Regions from separate parts of the Homo sapiens genome. Here region 1 is linked to region 2. A link is a loop called in an ENCODE intact Hi-C map of the cell type or tissue named here. Cell type or tissue: psoas muscle. All regions are shown on one strand. Each heading gives the region's core, and the rest is flanking DNA. Links, peaks and the distances in the headings are about the cores only. Region 1 holds the start of AMPD1 (adenosine monophosphate deaminase 1). Region 2 overlaps CSDE1 (cold shock domain containing E1).

The links. Peaks named below come from ENCODE experiments on the same cell type or tissue, not always from the same donor. Only the 100,000 strongest peaks of a DNase experiment are listed, where the experiment ranks them.
Region 1: it touches region 2 in a loop (9-fold over the local background); 3 of 110 quality-filtered maps call a loop at or near these places.

What each region holds. Positions count from the first base shown.
Region 1 is chr1:114,691,220-114,699,560 of GRCh38, forward strand. AMPD1 (adenosine monophosphate deaminase 1) reads right to left here and starts at 4,327. Exons shown (of 16, transcript NM_000036.3): 1 at 4,231-4,327; 2 at 2,217-2,228. The coding sequence starts at 4,252. It also overlaps the pseudogene RN7SL432P. In psoas muscle, for the core only: no CTCF peak of the experiment used is centred there; no DNase peak of the experiment used is centred there; H3K4me3 peaks cover 5,115 bases; H3K27ac peaks cover 8,000 bases.
Region 2 is chr1:114,746,130-114,754,470 of GRCh38, forward strand. It overlaps CSDE1 (cold shock domain containing E1), which reads right to left. Exons shown (of 20, transcript NM_001007553.3): 2 at 3,692-4,078. Among named protein-coding and RNA genes, the nearest start is that of CSDE1, 7.7 kb to the right of the region's middle. In psoas muscle, for the core only: no CTCF peak of the experiment used is centred there; no DNase peak of the experiment used is centred there; H3K4me3 peaks cover 7,897 bases; H3K27ac peaks cover 8,000 bases.

The DNA of each region.
Region 1 (8,341 bases), core at 240-8,239, 55 kb before region 2:
AATTTGACTCTTAATTCAAGAGTTCTGCCTTTCAAAAATACCTCGGGGAGTGGGCCTGGCATGGTGACTCACACCTGTAATCCCAGCACTTTGAGAGGCTGAGGTGGGAGGATTGCTTGAGGCCAGGAGTTCAAGACTTTGGAGCCTGGGCAACATAGTGAGAACCTCACCTCCACAAAATTTTTTTTTTTTTCAAAAATTAGCCAAGCATGGTGGCATACGCATGTAGTCCCAGCTACTCAGGAGACTGAGGTGGGAGGATCGTTTGAGCCCAGAAGGTTGAGGCTGCAGTAAGCCACGTTTGCACCATTGCACTCCAGCATGGGCGACAGAGTACAAACAAACAAACAAAACAAATTTCAGGGAATGGTGGTGATTATAGAAAGGAAAGAGTGAAACTTATATTTCAAAAGATAAGTAGATAGGCTGGGTGCGATTTCTCATGCCTCTAATCCCAGAACTTTGGGAGGCTGAGGTGGGCGGATCACCTGAGGTCAGAAGTTTGAGACCAGCCTGGCCAACATGGTGAAACCACGTCTCTACTAAAAATACCAAATTAGCTGGGTGTGGTGGCACGTGCCTGTAATCCCAGCTACTCCAGAGGCTGAGGCAGGAGAATTGCTTGAACTCGGGAGGTGGAGCTTGCAATGAGCCGAGATTATGCTACTGCACTCCAGCCTGGGCGACAGAGCAAGACTCCGTCTCAAAAATAAAAATAAAAATTAAAATTAAAAAAAGAAAATGTGTGTATTAACAGCTGGATGGCCTTGGGCAAACCACATAATAACTGGGAGCCACAGTGTTCATCATCATAAAGGGGAATGTTAATAATAATAACGTCAACTTCAGAGAATTGTTATGAAGATTTAACAAAAAATACTTTAAAACTATGCAGTACTGTCCAGAAGTTGGAGATTACTATTATTAACACAGGAAGTGCAAGACTCTTGAGAAGATGAATATCATGCTTTCTTCTTAACAGGTCCAGAAAAACATGCTTGTTTCTCAGCAGTGCTTTATTAATGTGTAGGAAAGACAAGGTTGTAGGCCTTCGTCTGCCACATTTCATCTCCCAAAGGAATTCAGAGGCAGACCTACTATCAGTCAGCAAAAGGACAAGTCTAATTTGAGATTGAGGGGAATATACAACCAAAGTTATAGTTTTATCTCAAATAGGTTTTTAAGGCTGGGCACGGTGGCTCACGCCTGTAATCATAGCACTTTGGGAGGCTGAGGTGGGTGGATCACTTGAGGTCAGGAGTTCGAGACCAACCTGGCCAATGGTGAAACCTCGTCTCTACTAAAAATACAAAAATTAGTCAGATGGGTGGTGGGCACCTGTAAACTCAGCTACTCAGGAGGCTGAGGCAGGAGAATCACTTGAACCCAGGAGGCAGAGGTTGCAGTGAGCTATCGCACCACTGCACTCCAGCCTGGGCAACACAGCAAGACTCCATCTCAAAAAATAAATAAATAAACAAACAAATAAATAAAATAGGTTTTTATTTTATCTGGTCACAAAAATGAACAACAATTTTTTTTTTTTTTTTTGCGCTGGAGTTGCTTTACTAAGGCAAGATTCAATAGGCCCCTTTGGCTAATCTATGTCATTTATTTCAAAATATTAAACAGGCTGGGTGTGGTGGCCCACACCTGTAATCCCAGCACTTTGTGAGGCTGAAGCGGGCAGATCACTTGAGGTCAGGAGTTCGAGACCAGCCTGGCCAACATGGTGAAACCCTGTCTCTACTAAAAATTAACCAGGTGTGGTGGTGTGCACCTGTCATCTCAGCTACTCGGGAGGCTGAGGCAAGATAATTAGTTGAATCCGGGAGGCAAAGGTTGCGATGAGCAGAGCTCACACCTCTGCACTCCATCCTGGGTGACCATCCATCTCAAAATAAATAAATAAATAAATAAATAAATAAATAAATAAATAAATAAATAAGTAAAAGCACTGCATGAGGTTTTCTTTTAAAAAATTATATATAATTATATATATATATATGTTTATACACACACTAGAATCCAGAAAAGCCATGAGCTTATTTGCTATGCTATGGGATATCTATGGTCATTATGAATCTTTGTTGACTTTCAAGGCTATTATTTAATAAACACTGCTGAAAAATAGCCATGTTTCTGAATTAAGGAATAGTATCATTTTTTTAAATTGATACTCTGACAAATGGCAGCAAAAGTAATGCAATACTCACGTTTCTCTTCAGCTGTATGAAGTAAAATAAAACAAGATAAAATATGTGAACAACTTTCTGTAATCATGGTGGCTATTAATCACTGCTTTGGGGTAGACACATGTAGATTGCTGTTATTTCAGCTCAGCCTTCCAGCTTGTCTACAGTTTTCTGCCATCAGAAAGCTTGGGAATATGGTCATTATACAGCTCTTCATTTTCTTTTCTTTTCTAATATGTCTCTTAACATTTATAAGTATACTTTTTAAAAGGCACTCTCTATAAAATATGATTTTTAAAAATATCTGATGAAGAAAGATGGGAATGCTCATATGATGTTGGTAGTAGTAAACTTAAAACAGCTCATTTGGTAAACAATTTAGTAACACCTACCAAACAACCATTTCTGAGAAGCTATCCTACGGAAATCATCCTTAAACATGGAAAAAGCTTTAGGTGTCAATATTGTTATCAGAACATACTTATACTTAAAAAAACCATAAAGAGGCCGGGTGCAGTGGCTCACGCCTATAATCCTGGTACTATGGGAGGCCGAGGCTGGCAGATCATGAGGTCAGGAGATCGAGACCATCCTGGCTAATACAGATATTCACTGTGTTATATGTGAAACACCGTCTCTACTAAAAATATAAAAATTAGCCGGGCGTGGTGGCAGGCGCCTGTAGTCCCAACTACTCGGGAGACTGAGGCAGAATGGCATGAACCCGGGAGGTGGAGCTTGCAGTGAGCCAAGATCGCACCACTGCACTCCAGCCTGGGTGACAGAGCGAGACTCTGTCTCTAAAAAAACAAAAACAAAAACAAAAACGAACAAACAAAAAAAAACCCCCAAACCATAAAGAACCTAAGGGATTAATTAAGAAAATAGAATATGCAGTCTTTTAAAATGGTTTTTAGGAAAGGTTTGGGATACCATGGTAAAAGGATAAGTTGTAAAGTTAAGCCAAAACATTATCCTGCCAAAAGCAGGATATAAAATTACATGTGCAATATAATAACAGTGCCTTTTTAAAAAAAACTCTTTAATTTTACACAGAAAATAGATTGAAAAGAAAAAAAAACACTAAAATGTTAAGAGTGAATATCTTTGGATAATGGATGTGCAGATTTTTAAAATTATTACTTTTGGCTGGGTGCAGTGGCTAACACTTGTAATCCCAGCACTTTGGGAGGCTGAGGCAGGCAGATTGCTTGAGCTCAGGAGTTTAAGATGAGCCTGGGCAACATAGCGAAACCCTGTCTCTACAGAAAATACAAAAACTAGCTGGGCGTGGTGGCAAGTGCCTGTAGTCCCAGCTACTCGGGAGGCTGAGGTGGGAGGATCACCAGATCCCAGAAGATTGGGGCTGCAGTGAATCGTGATCGTGCCACTGCACTCCAGCCTGGGCAACAGAGTGACACCCTGTCTCAAAAAATAAATAAATAAGTAAAAAATAAAATTATTACTTTTACTGAATTTCCCAACTTTCAAAACGAATGTTTATTACTTTTATTTTTTCAGCACAATTTCTATTTCACATGAAACATGTATTGCTTTTATCATTTAAAAATTATAACATTATTATTTTAAAAATTACTCTGCGTACAAACCTGGACAACAGAAAGCTATTCTCGTGAACCATCAGAATACACACATGGGTTATTTTTGTCATGTTCATGATTTTCAGCCAATACCATAGCTAGAGTCATTATGTAGAAGCCGTCTCAGAGCTATGGCAGCACAGGTTTTGTTTAGACTAGCAGAATAGATATTAAATATTTCACAGAGTTTTCTACTGGGATCATCAAAGATGCAATATACATGATAACAGTTTTAGAAACTTACCCACATCCCAAAACTAAAAACAAACAAAAAACCCTTGAAAATATTTTGTGTTTTCCTGAAATGTATGTTAAAGCTATCACGAACCCTAAATGAATGATCAAAGCTGATATGGTAGCTAAAGGAACAGTTGCTTGTCAAAAAAAAAAAAAAACAACAACAACTGAGCTCTCCAAACACTTTGTACACCTACCTGGGAGTTTGAACAGAGGCATTGTTGCTGAAATCCTTGATTCTAGGATAGCACAGTAGAAAAGAAGAGAGAGGAGACTGTGGGGTGACTGACTGACACTATAAAATATCCTGACATTCATTTTATTATTTTGCTTTGCCCCCGGAAATTTGATTCTTCTCTGCTAAGTGGAGAGAGATGAGCTTTGGACCTATTTATAGCTTGAGGCATTTGATAGTGAAAAACAGGTGAAGCTTTCAGTCTTTACTTTGGGATTAGAAGATATCTGTGGTGGGCCAAAAATTGCATTTCAATACTCTCTAAATCTTCTTACAGACTGGATCTTTGGCAAGTGTAGGACCACTGATGGTGATATCCCACCCTAGTGAAATACAGTGAAGTCTTTCCGGTTTCTGAAGCTATGATCCTCAGGGTTTCACATCACGCAAACAGCTTTCTGTGGTTGGTGAATATGCTGGTACATTCATCAAGCTCTCAACAGACACACACGCACACGCACACACGCTCAGGAATGCATGTTTTTATTAGTAATGTGTCTGACTTAGCAGAACTTCAGTTGACAGTTTAATGAATTAAGTGTTAAATTTACTTCAAGTCTTTTACAGAAACTCAACTGTCCTCCAGAGTATCCAGTTACCACTTCTCTACCTATTGTTATAATAAGAACAATAGCTTTGTTTTGTATAACATTTTATTGTATGTAAAACATTTGGCAAACATTATCTATTTGATACTAATTACAATCCTGTAAGGCAAGTAATACCTTATCCCTGTTTCCCAAATAAGAAAACTGGGGCTCTGACAGGTATCTTGCTCAAAGTCATTCTGTTCATCATAAATGGCAAAGCCAAGGCTCTCTGGACCCAAATCTCACGCTCTTTCCATAATAACACACAGTCTTAGTTATGACTGTATATATGTGTGTGTATATATATGTATATATGTATATATATGTGTATATACATATATTTTTTTCGAGACAGAGTCTCGCTCTGTTGCCCGGGCTGGAGTGCAGTGGCGCGATCTCGGCTCACTGCAAGCTCTGCCTCCCGGGTTCACGCCATTCTCTTGCCTGAGCCTCCCGAGTAGCTGGGACTACAGGCGCCTGCCACCATGCCCGGCTAATATTTTTTGTATTTTTAGTAGAGATGTGGTTTCACTGTGTTAGCCAGGATGGTCTTGATCTCCTGACCTCATGATCCACCTGCCTTGGCCTCCCAAAGTGCTGGGATTACAGGCGTGAGCCACTGCGCCCGGCCAGTTATGACTAAATATTTGATAGTTGCTGCTAGGTAAAGAAAGTACGCTGCTAGACTCAGCAGAAATTTTAAATTATAACAGCTTATATTGAAGATGAGCTTGGCACTTCAGATTAGCAACAGAATTATGGGCATAGACCAAATGATCTTTTTACTATTAACTATTTCTTTTTGAAAATTGGGACAAGCCTTTTTGTTGGCAAAACTTAACAATATTTTAGTGCTTAGCCTTATGGCCAACCTCTCAATCAACAATATTGCAACACATTACAAAGGTGTTACTGAACCAAAATATTTGTTCATTTCTTTCCAACTCCTTTTTGTTACATTTTTACCTGGATTTCCCAACAGTATCCACAAATTGATACATCCAAACCAAGCATCTTCCTCCATGAACCTGCTTCTCCTTCAGTAATTCCTATCTTTATATAAGTTACACTCCAATTTTCTCATTCCAATTGTGTAAATACCCTAGTTGCCTACCCAAAGATCATTTTCCCTACCTTTCTTACAAACAAAAACTTCTTTGGTTTGAGCATTAATGTGCTCAGCCAAAAAACAGCATTTGCTAGAATCCTTTGTGGCTAGAAGCGGCCATTTGACACAGCCTGGCCAAAGTGATGTAAGCAGAATTGCTGGGTGGGATGTCTCCAAAAGTTCTTTTAAAAGGGACCAGCTCAGCTGGCATATGTTTTGCCTTTTGCCCTTCCTCTTCTTCCTGCCTGAAAAAGGAAATATGTGGATAGGGGCCTCCAAACCAACCATTGTTTTAACACAAATGGTGAGCAGGACAAGAGCCACATGAAGACTATCTGAACAGAAACAAATAATTAGGGTCCCTGATGGCATCCTAAAGCCACCATATTAGTCCAGGACTTCCCATATTTAGAATTCTTGTTTAATTAAGGAATTTTTTTAAGAGACAGGGTCTCACTATGTTGCTCAGGCCAGGGTGTAGTGGTTATTGACAGGAGTGATCCTACTACTAAAATCAGCACAGGAGTTTTGACCTGCTCTGTTTCAGACCTGGGCTAGTTCACTCCTTAGGCAACTTGGTGGTCCCCCGCTCCTGGAGGGTCACCCTGTTGATGTTGAAATTAGTGTGGACACTTGATCAGCATAGATTGCTATAGCCCAGAACTCCTGGACTCAAGTGATCCTCCTACCCAAGCCTCCTGAGTAGCTGGGAGTACAAACATGCATCACCATACCCAGCAAGACTTCTTGATACATAAGAAAAATGGTTGGGCGCAGTGGCTCATGCCTGTAATCCCAGCACTTTGGGAGGCCGAGGCAGGCAGATCACGAGGTCAAGAGATCGAGATCATCCTGGCCAACATGGTGAAACCCCGTCTCTACTAAAAATACAAAAATTAGCTGGGTGTGGTGGTGCATGCTTGTAGTCCCAGCTACTCGGGAGGCTGAGGCAGGAGAATCACTTGAACTCGGGAGGTGGAGGTTGCAATGAGCTGAGATCACACCACTGCACTCCAGCCTGGTGACAAAGCAAGACTCCATCTCAAAAAAAAAAAAAAAAAAAAAGGGAAAAGTAAATTTGTTTTAGTCACTGATTAGTCAGTTTTTTTTATTATTAGAAGCCAATGTAATTCTACCTGATAAGTCATGAGTTACCTCAAAGTTGGATAATTGTAATAGATTCCTAATTATTTCCCCTGCCTCCAATCCATATTGCATAATACCACCAGGTTAAATCTTCTGAAAAACCACTTGATCATTATATTCTCAGTTCGGAAACATTCAGTGACTCTTTTTTTTTGAGATGGAGTCCTGCTCTGTCACCCAGTCTGGAGTGCAGTGGGGTGATCTTGGCTCACTGCAACCTCTGTCTCCTGGGTTCAAGCGATTTTCCTGCCTCAGCCTCCTGAGTAGCTGGAATTACAGGTGCACGCCACCACGCCTGGCTAATTTTTGTATTTTTAGTAGAGACAGGGTTTCACCATGTTGGCCAGGCTTGTCTCGAACTCCTGACCTCAAGTGATCTGCCCACCTCGGCTTCCCGAAGTGCTAGGATTATAGGCATGAGCCACCGTGCCTTTATTTTTATGACTTTCTTAAGAAAGTTTTTATGTAAGTAATCAAAAATGTAGTTCAAGAATGTTTATTGTAGCTAAACATTTATAATAGTCAAAAGGTAGGAAAAACCCACACGTCTACAATAAAAGATTGAATAAAGCATGGTATAACCATAAAATAAAATGCCACACAATAAAATAATGATGTAGATGAATACATATTAACATGAAAAACATTCACAAAATGTTATTAGTGAAAATAATATTACAACAATGTATATATAGTATAATCTTGTCTTTGTAAAAAAAGAAAAGTATTAATTTACATATCACTCTAGGCATTGAAAGCAGCTTGTGTAGTTTACACTCTTACTCTTTCTGGGTAGTGTGATGATGGTGATTTTTACCCCATTCTTTTGGCTTATGTACATTTTCTGCCATGAACAAGTATTATTTCTATCATCAGGAAACAAACTCTAAATTTAAAGGAAAACAATAATAAAAATCTCAATTGTATCATCATCCGCAGCCTTCAAGGAAAATGCCCAGAAATTCCCTCTAATGGGAAAAGTCTATCTACTCATTCTTTTTCTCTAATTAAGCATGCTTTTCTTCAGGCACCAGCATATAAGATAAACTAGCCTCACTGAATTCTATTTTTGTTTTAGTTTTAGCAAAAATATTGTTTTCTATGTCTTTTTTTAAAATTGTACTTTAAGTTCTGGGGTACATGTGCAGAACGTGCAGTTTTGTTACATAGGTATACATGTGCTATGGTGGTTTGCTGCACCCATCAACCCGTCACCTACAGTAGGTAGT
Region 2 (8,341 bases), core at 257-8,256:
CCCCTTGACTTCCACTGTTTCTTCCAATTTTCTGAACACAACCATTTTTAACACTAATTGCTGTCTTCTGGATAGGTTCTAAGTAATTATTCATTAAAGTGCATTTCACTACTATTCTTAATGTACCCGACCAATATAAAGTACTGAGTGATTACACTCCTTGATTCTGTAGACTGAAGTTTTATAACTTTGTAAAACTAAAACACATCCCCATCATTTCTTCACAAATCACATTAGCGAAATCAGGTTTTCTTTCAGTTCCTCCGTAATGGATCGTTTGTTCCCAAATAAAAAAACTATAACCTAATGCTTTTAAAATGCCTTCTGTTGGTTAATCTAGTATTCCAATTTGGTGACTAATTTTAAATTATCAGACTCTTTGTAGTTTATCTTTTAATCATTCATTCTCCTACCTTAACACCTGTCTCACAGAGTTGTTGAGATGGTTAAATGAGTTGCTGCACGTAAAAAGCCTAAAATAAGTGCTTACGTAGCACATAGGTACTCACAGAACTACTCATTAGGTCTCTGAAAAAAGCAGGGCGAGGATAGCATCTGGCAGCATACACCTGGAGACTTCTCTAAAATCAGTCTCTTACTAACTGCTATCCATCCAACATTTCTCCATATTGACCATTATGCTATCATGAGCTAGTCTGCCAAGTTATTTATTCACTGGCTCTGGGGTTTTTGCTAGGGATGAAAAGTAAGCTCAATAGTTCCCACATCTGACTGAAAAATCAGGACATTTACAGTTCCTGTCATAGGTCTCTATTTGACTACTATCACACACCTAGCAACTAGCACCCTAGCAACCGCCAAGTAATCCTGTTATTTTCTCACTCATCTGGGGCCTCAGTTTTCTCTTGCTTTGCTATGTTTCAAGTATGAAAATTATTGCATTCAGCAGAAAAAACTAGGAGCGCGACAGGAATTTTCTAGTTTTGCTTTTCTCTTGTCTGTCACCTTTAGACTAACCTGGATCAAATCATTCACCAAACAATTCAGGTCTATTTTCACATCTCAAACAAATGCTTTATAAGCCTTATTCTTTCTTGCCATTTTATGGCTAATTCTACCCTTCTATATATATTTGTTCCTAATTACGTACTATTTTTACTGATTTTACAAAACCCCCCTTTAAAATCTGGGGGTTCCATTGCATTACCAAATCTGTTTTCTTAGCTGTGTGCCCCCTTTAACTGAACTATTTCACAACTGTACAACCACAGCCATGTTTTACTGCCAATAATCTTCATCCCAATTGTGGTTTCTTTGTACATATGTAAACATGTAATTTTTAGACAGCTATGGATGCATTTATATATTAAAATGTTCATGTAGTAAACTAATATTCAGAATACAAAGATTACACTAAACAAAAAGGACTTCGTTAAATCTATTTCTATAAATCATGTCAATGAAATGAAAGCCTTAATATCTAATCTTGCCAGGCACGGTGGCTCATGCCTGTAATCCCAGCACTTTGGGAGGCCGAGGCGGGTGGATCACAAGGTCAGGAATTCAAAACCAGACTGGCCAACACGGTGAAACCCCGTCTCTACTAAAAATACAAAAATAAGCCAGGCATGGTGATGCGCGCCTGTAATTTCAGCTACTCAGGAGACTGAGGCAGAAGAATCACCTGAACCTGGGAGGCAGAGGCTGCAGTGAGCCAAGATCACCCCACTGCACTCCAGCCTTGGCGACAGAGCAAGACTCTGTCTCAGAGAGGAAAAAAAAAAAAATCTAATCTTTTATGCTTCAGAACATAAAATTGTGGTTTCAATTTGTGTTAATCTTCCCTATCTAATCCAACAGAATCCACAACAATTAGTCTAAAATTATTTTTTAAAAATCAGCTAAGGTAAGAAGAAACAAATAGAAAAACTAAATGCTACAATTACCTTAAAATTAAATAACAGTGTCTGTTTATGAGACATAGATAATTTTACTATAGTTTTTAGTTGTTAAGGAATAATTCTAGTGCACAGCAAGGTCACTGACACTATTACATAATCCTTCAATAAATTGGAAATAAAGTCCTAAGCGCTTCTTGAAATAGCAGTGAAGCTTTTGTAACTGAATGACTTATTTTCATTCTTCATTTTATTTGACCTCTGTAGCATCTAAAAAAATGTTTACCATTGACTTCCTGAAATTATCGTTGGTGCTTTTTCCTGACTTCTATGTCTTTGCTCTCTTCATTGGTGCTTCTTCCTTTTATTACCTATACACTGATGACTCCTTTCTGAATTCCTTTATGTCTAACTTTAGAAAATCTGGAAACTAAAGATTAAAAAGGAAAATTGCTCTTCATAAGCCTACCCTCAAAGTTAACCACTGTTCAATATTCCATACTAGTGTATTTCCTTCAACTTCAGATTGCTATCTAATGAACACAATAGATTTCCATAACATATTTTAATATCAGTAAGTTACTACTCTAACTTCCCTATTCCTATGAACAATGAAGGTTTCTAGTTTGCACAACTGGATTTGATAAAGCCATTCTCTCCACATTTATCTTCAGATTCAATTGGTCCCCAAGTCCTCACTTCTAAATCATCAGAACACCTAGCACCTACCTTTTTCTCTACCTACACCTTAGCTTTTATCTTCCTTATACTTGATCCACTGCTTTTGACAGGTCTTCCCATCCTCAGCCTTTCCCTCAAAAGTGTCACCATTTGTCTTTTAAAGGTACACTTCTGAATATTACTTTAAAATGTGAAGCAATAAAGCTATCTTACTTTTGGGGGAAAAACCCTTAAGCCCTTGCTTATAGACATCTGATGGCTCTCCTACGGAATAAAGACAAATGCATTGGGCCAAGCCTCCAGCAAACTTCCCTTTCATAACTCTCCCGCAAAATTATATTCTCTACTCTGTTCATAATGAACAACTTAATATATACCATGTGCTTTCACGTAGCCCTGAATCTGCTAATTCTGTTACCTCTATACCTCTACCAATGTCTCTTCTACCTCTTAACAAGGTACTACTCACCTTCAAATATCCCTTTTCTGTAGGCTTTCTTTACCCTCCTCCTTACCTCCAAGGGAACAGCTTCAGTTATATTCTTAATATTTTATTAGTATCTTTTAGCCTATATTGTGATATTGTGTAACAAATTGTTCTAAATCATTAAGTCCATTAGTATCTTATTCATTCGTTATATTTCAGCACTAGCAATGCCTAACAATACAGTAGGCATGTCAACCATTTACAAATGTGCACTGTATACCGTTCACAAATATGCACTGCAAATGTAGGCATGGATATAAAGTAAGGTTCTTTCCTCAAGAAGCTAACATTGAAGACAGTAGAGAGAAAGAAACAGACGTCAGTAGCAAATATCACCAAAGTTTCACAGACCCTCATAGAAAGACTGCAATGCACATTCTTATTTGAAATCCTAACTTCTAAATAGTACAGACGGAGCTTCTCTAAGAGACCAGCAAGTCGAGAGATCAGCATGTATTAATATAATCTGGTATGAAAAATGTTTGACCATAAATACTGTCCTTATCTAACAAGAGATAGTGTTGATATTTCATACTAGTTGAGAATAGAAAAACTGTCTTCTGAATACCTTTAGAAAAGAACAAATAAAGATTTTATATTTGACCAAATAATCAGGAAATCTAGAATTATGGAACTGATTCTTAATAGGAAATTACAAACCTACCTCGCAGTGATACTCAAATATTGCACTTTCAGTAGTATTTGCTGATTCTTCTTTTTCAGCACACGTTTCAAAGGATGAAAGTTGCTAGTATTAAAAAAAAGAGCGAGAGAAAATGATCTACCAAGCTAATAAAGAATACAACTGCTGCTGTACCGGGCAATCTCACAGTACAGCACTGAAGAAAACAAAGACTACTAGCAGCGTTGGGAAGTGCTCTTTCAAAGCTGTTGAGTAGGCACAAACTTCTTGTTTCAGATCAAGTGTTGTGTCTTCAACTTAAGTGTACTCTTCTTTGGTCTTGTTAGTTGTTACGAGGTTTGTTCCTTGCCTGATCTGAACTTGAAGCAGCAGTTTCAGGTGGTAAAGTCTGTTCTGTTACACTTCATACTAAAGGTAAAAAATGAAGACATTAAGTATAACATACATAAAATAATCAGGGACAGTGGGTGAGAAGAGGGACAAACTCATTTCATTAACTTAGAATCATGGGTCATGCAAGTAATGCAGGAAACTTGGAAGCATGCTCATCTGATGTTATTTGGAGCAATCTCTCAAGTACTAGCAACTACCTCCTTTGGTATCTCATACCCAAGACCTCAAATTATTCCATAGTCTTTATTGACCTCTTCCCCCAAATAAGCTCAGTTACATGGCATAATGTTTAATTTAGTGCAAGTATTTTATAAGGATCTAGCTCTGTGGAAAACATAAAAGAAGTCCCTGCCATGAGAGCATAGACAATCTTGCTGAAAAGACAAGATGTAAACATGGAAAAAAAAAACAGAGTATAGGACAAAAATGCCAAAAATTATTTTGCTCAATTAGTATCTAGGTATCTATTATGTCACAGACTATCTAGAAATATTATTTATTGTTTATCCACAACTGCATGTCCATCAAAGCAACCAAGGCTTTTAAATAAGTGGAATTTGAAGTGAACCTGGAAAATCAGGCAGAATTCTAGGAGAAAGAAAATAGCTGAGTATTCTAGGCATGAAACAGCACATAAGTCAAGCGAGAATATGCCACTAAATTCTTTCTTCAGAGCAGCGACCATGCATTCTATGATTTTCTAAGCCCAGCATCAAGTGAAGTCTTCTGCATGAATGCCTGTGGCAACATGTGTGGCTTGTTGTTTCAGAGGAAAATCAACAGGCTAGCCTGGCTAGAACAGAGAGCTGGGCTGAAGTGAAATAGGATATGTAGTGTGACAGGTGTAGCGGAGCCCGATTATGAAGCATTTCAACGTGATGTAACAGGAAACAGTGCCTTAGTTTTTGATGAAAGTGGTATTAAGTCTTGAAATCCTAAAGGAGATGACTTAGTAAGCAAACAGAAATCTCATTTGCACTGCTGCAGTAAATAGATGAGAAATGTCTATAGAAGAGAAATAAAATTTATTTATCAGTAAAAATCACATTTCTGCTTTATATTAGCTATAAAATAAACAACAATTTTGCACTGACTCCAAAGTTACAAAATGGTGTTAACGAAAATTATTTCTACAGAGATAAGAAAAAGGTGTACGTGCTGAGAAATGGATATTTGAAAACATCAGAAGAATGATTATCAGGTGAGAGGTCAGAGCTGATTAAATAGCTCAGACCAGAAGAGCCTAATCGCAATCACTGGTACTAGTAAATACCATGAACAAGTTATTTAATCTCTCTAAGTTTCACTTTCCTCACATGTAAAATAAAAACTCAATAACAGCTGATCTGGCCATTTTCTATTCTCTAACATCCCATGTTCCTTCAAATATCAAATGTTACATACACTTGTCTGATCTTTCAACTTTATTTAGATCATTCTCCTATTACCCAGACTAGATATATGTCTCAGGGTAATGGTGCTCAAATACTTGGGAAGCTTTAAAAAAAAAAAAACAAAAACAAACCTATGCCCAGCCTCCACTCAGAGTAATACAACTGGTTTGAGGTAGGGCCACTTCTTTAACTATCTTGATTCTTCCCCTCTCCATCACCATACCCAATGTTGCAAGTTGTGTTAGTATTTCCCTCGCTATATCTTTTGTATTCATCTCTTATCCTACTAAGTGACATATTTTAGCTCAGGTGTCTAATATATCCGCCAACTTCCAGTGTGCACACTTTCCATTTTCTGTCACATACCACCACCAGACTATCAAAAACTTGAATTTTGGCCAGGTGAGTTGGCTCACGCCTGTAATCCCAGCACTTTGGGAGGCCTTGGCAGGAGGTCTGCTTGAGCCCAGGAGCTCCAGACCAGCCTGGGCAACGTGGAGAAACCCCATCTCTACTAAAAATACAAAAAATTAGCCAGGCATGGTGGTATACGCCTGGAGCCTCAGCTACTTAGGACTGGGAAGTCAAGGCTGCAGAGAACAAGATAGTGACACAGCACTACAGCCTGGGAGACAGATCAGAACCTTGTCTCAAAAAACAAAACAAAACAAAAACTCTCCAATTTCATTTCTCATCTCCCCTGTCAAACATCTTCAGTTATTTTTCCACCATTCTAGATGGGAAGTTTTTAATCCTGGCTATCCACCCACCCCCAGCAACCTTAAACAAACAAACAAACAAAAACCAACAAAATCAAAGCCTGAGTCCCGTACAAAGATTCTAAATTTAACTACACTAGGTTAGGTGCCAGGCCTTGTTATCTCCCCCCAACCCCTGCTCCAAGTGTTTCTGACTTCCAGCCAGGATTAAGAACTACTATTCCAGGTGTCTCTATTCTACCTTCCATCCTTACTCTCTACTGTGTTCCAGTTCTACCAGAAGTCCATTACCTCGCCTAATCCTTAAACACAACTCTTGGGAGATTCCTGAATTCTAGCCACCTTTGCTTATATGGGTCTTCCCACAAAAAAATACTATGTTGTGATCTTCAAGGTGACAAAAAAGCCTTTCTTGACCATTCCAGCAGACTCATTCATTAATTCCTACTAATGAATGGGGCAGTAACATCCACTGCCTGCACCAAGCAATTTGCAGCAAGTGATACCAAGCAATTTCTGTACTTTGTTTACTTCATGTTTTTATGTATCTTGTTCCTCCAATTCTATTTCAAATTTCTGAGAGGTAAACTCAAATTTCTTTATCACAGCCTCCTTTCGCACCTAATCCAGTGCTGCCATATACAACCAAAGGAAAAAGGTAGTTAATCCTTAATAAGCAAAAGGACGCCACAATTCAAGTGTAAACAGTTATGCCACAATTCAAGTGTAAACAGTTATACCACCTTTAATTATATAGTTTTAATTATCCAATCAAGAAATAATCTCTTCTTTAAAAAATACAGACTGTGTATATTGGTTTTATCTTAATGCTTTAGGTGTATTAATGAACCCAAAGAACTCAACATGGAGAAAACAAGTTATCTTGAAACACTTGAACTGGATTAACCCATTCCAGGTTGTCGTATCACATTAAGAACTGTCAAGTCCAAGATTCAGTAACACAAAAAAAGAGATTTCTGGAACTGAAACTCTGGAGTACTGCAGGGCCATTCTTAGGCACTAATGAGGTCTATTAGGAGCTATTAAAGCTCAAACGAACCCACCAACAGTCATGAATAATTTACTGGCCGAATTAACATCTTCACAGCTTCTATAGTTAACTAAATGTTTTTCAATTAAATTAACACTTACTGAAGAACTTAAAGGTATTGGTCAGGCAGTTTAATATAAATAGCTATCCACTCATGCCCGGATTAACATTAATTGGTGCTACTAACCACCTCTTTTGCCTTAACCCTAGGAACACAAGTGCATCTCCTCCATCCCCCTAAAAGCTTGAAACTTAAGTTGCATGAAACACTGGGTATTGGGCTGGGGTGGTGGCTCTCGCTTGTAATCCCCAGCACTGTGGCAGGCCAAGGTGGGAGGATTGTCTGAGACCAGCCTGGGCAACATGGTGAGATGCTGTCTCTACAAAAAATTTTAGAAATAAAAAATAAATTCACTGGGTGTGGTGGCATGCACCTGTAGTCCCAGCTACTCGGGAAGCTGAGGCAGGAGGATCACTTGAATCCAGGAGTTTGAGGCTGCAGTGAGCTATGACTGTGCCACTGCACTCTTGCCTGGGCGACAGAGTAAGACGCTGACTCAAAACAATCGCCCCCACAAACCCACCATAGGGTACCAATAAAAACACTAGGGAACAATTTAAATGTGTATCTGAGAATCATACTGTGTGCTAAGTAATCAACTCCTTTTCCCTTTGCTCAGCATGGAAATAGTATTATTACTTAATCACTGCAATCTCCACCTCCCGGGTTCAAGCGATTCTCCTGCCTCAGCCTCCCCAGTAGCTGGGACTACAGGCGTGTACCACCAGGCCTGGCTGGCTAATTTTTGTATTTTTAGCACAGATGGGGTTTCACCATGTTGGTCAGGCTGGTCTCGAACTCCTGACCTCAAGTGACCCACCTGCCTCAGCCCCCCAAAGTGCTGGGATTACAGGCGTGAGCCACTGCACCTGGCCACCACCTGTTTTATTTCATGTCTTCCTCGGCTGTTTTACCTCAAAGGCCTAGCATAAGCCATGACATAGTCGGCACTAAATGAAGAGGTTAAACTAACACATTTATGTGGTAAGTAATCCATCTAAAATGTATCACACTACCTAGTTTATTATTTTGAAAGTATGTGCAGCACTCACT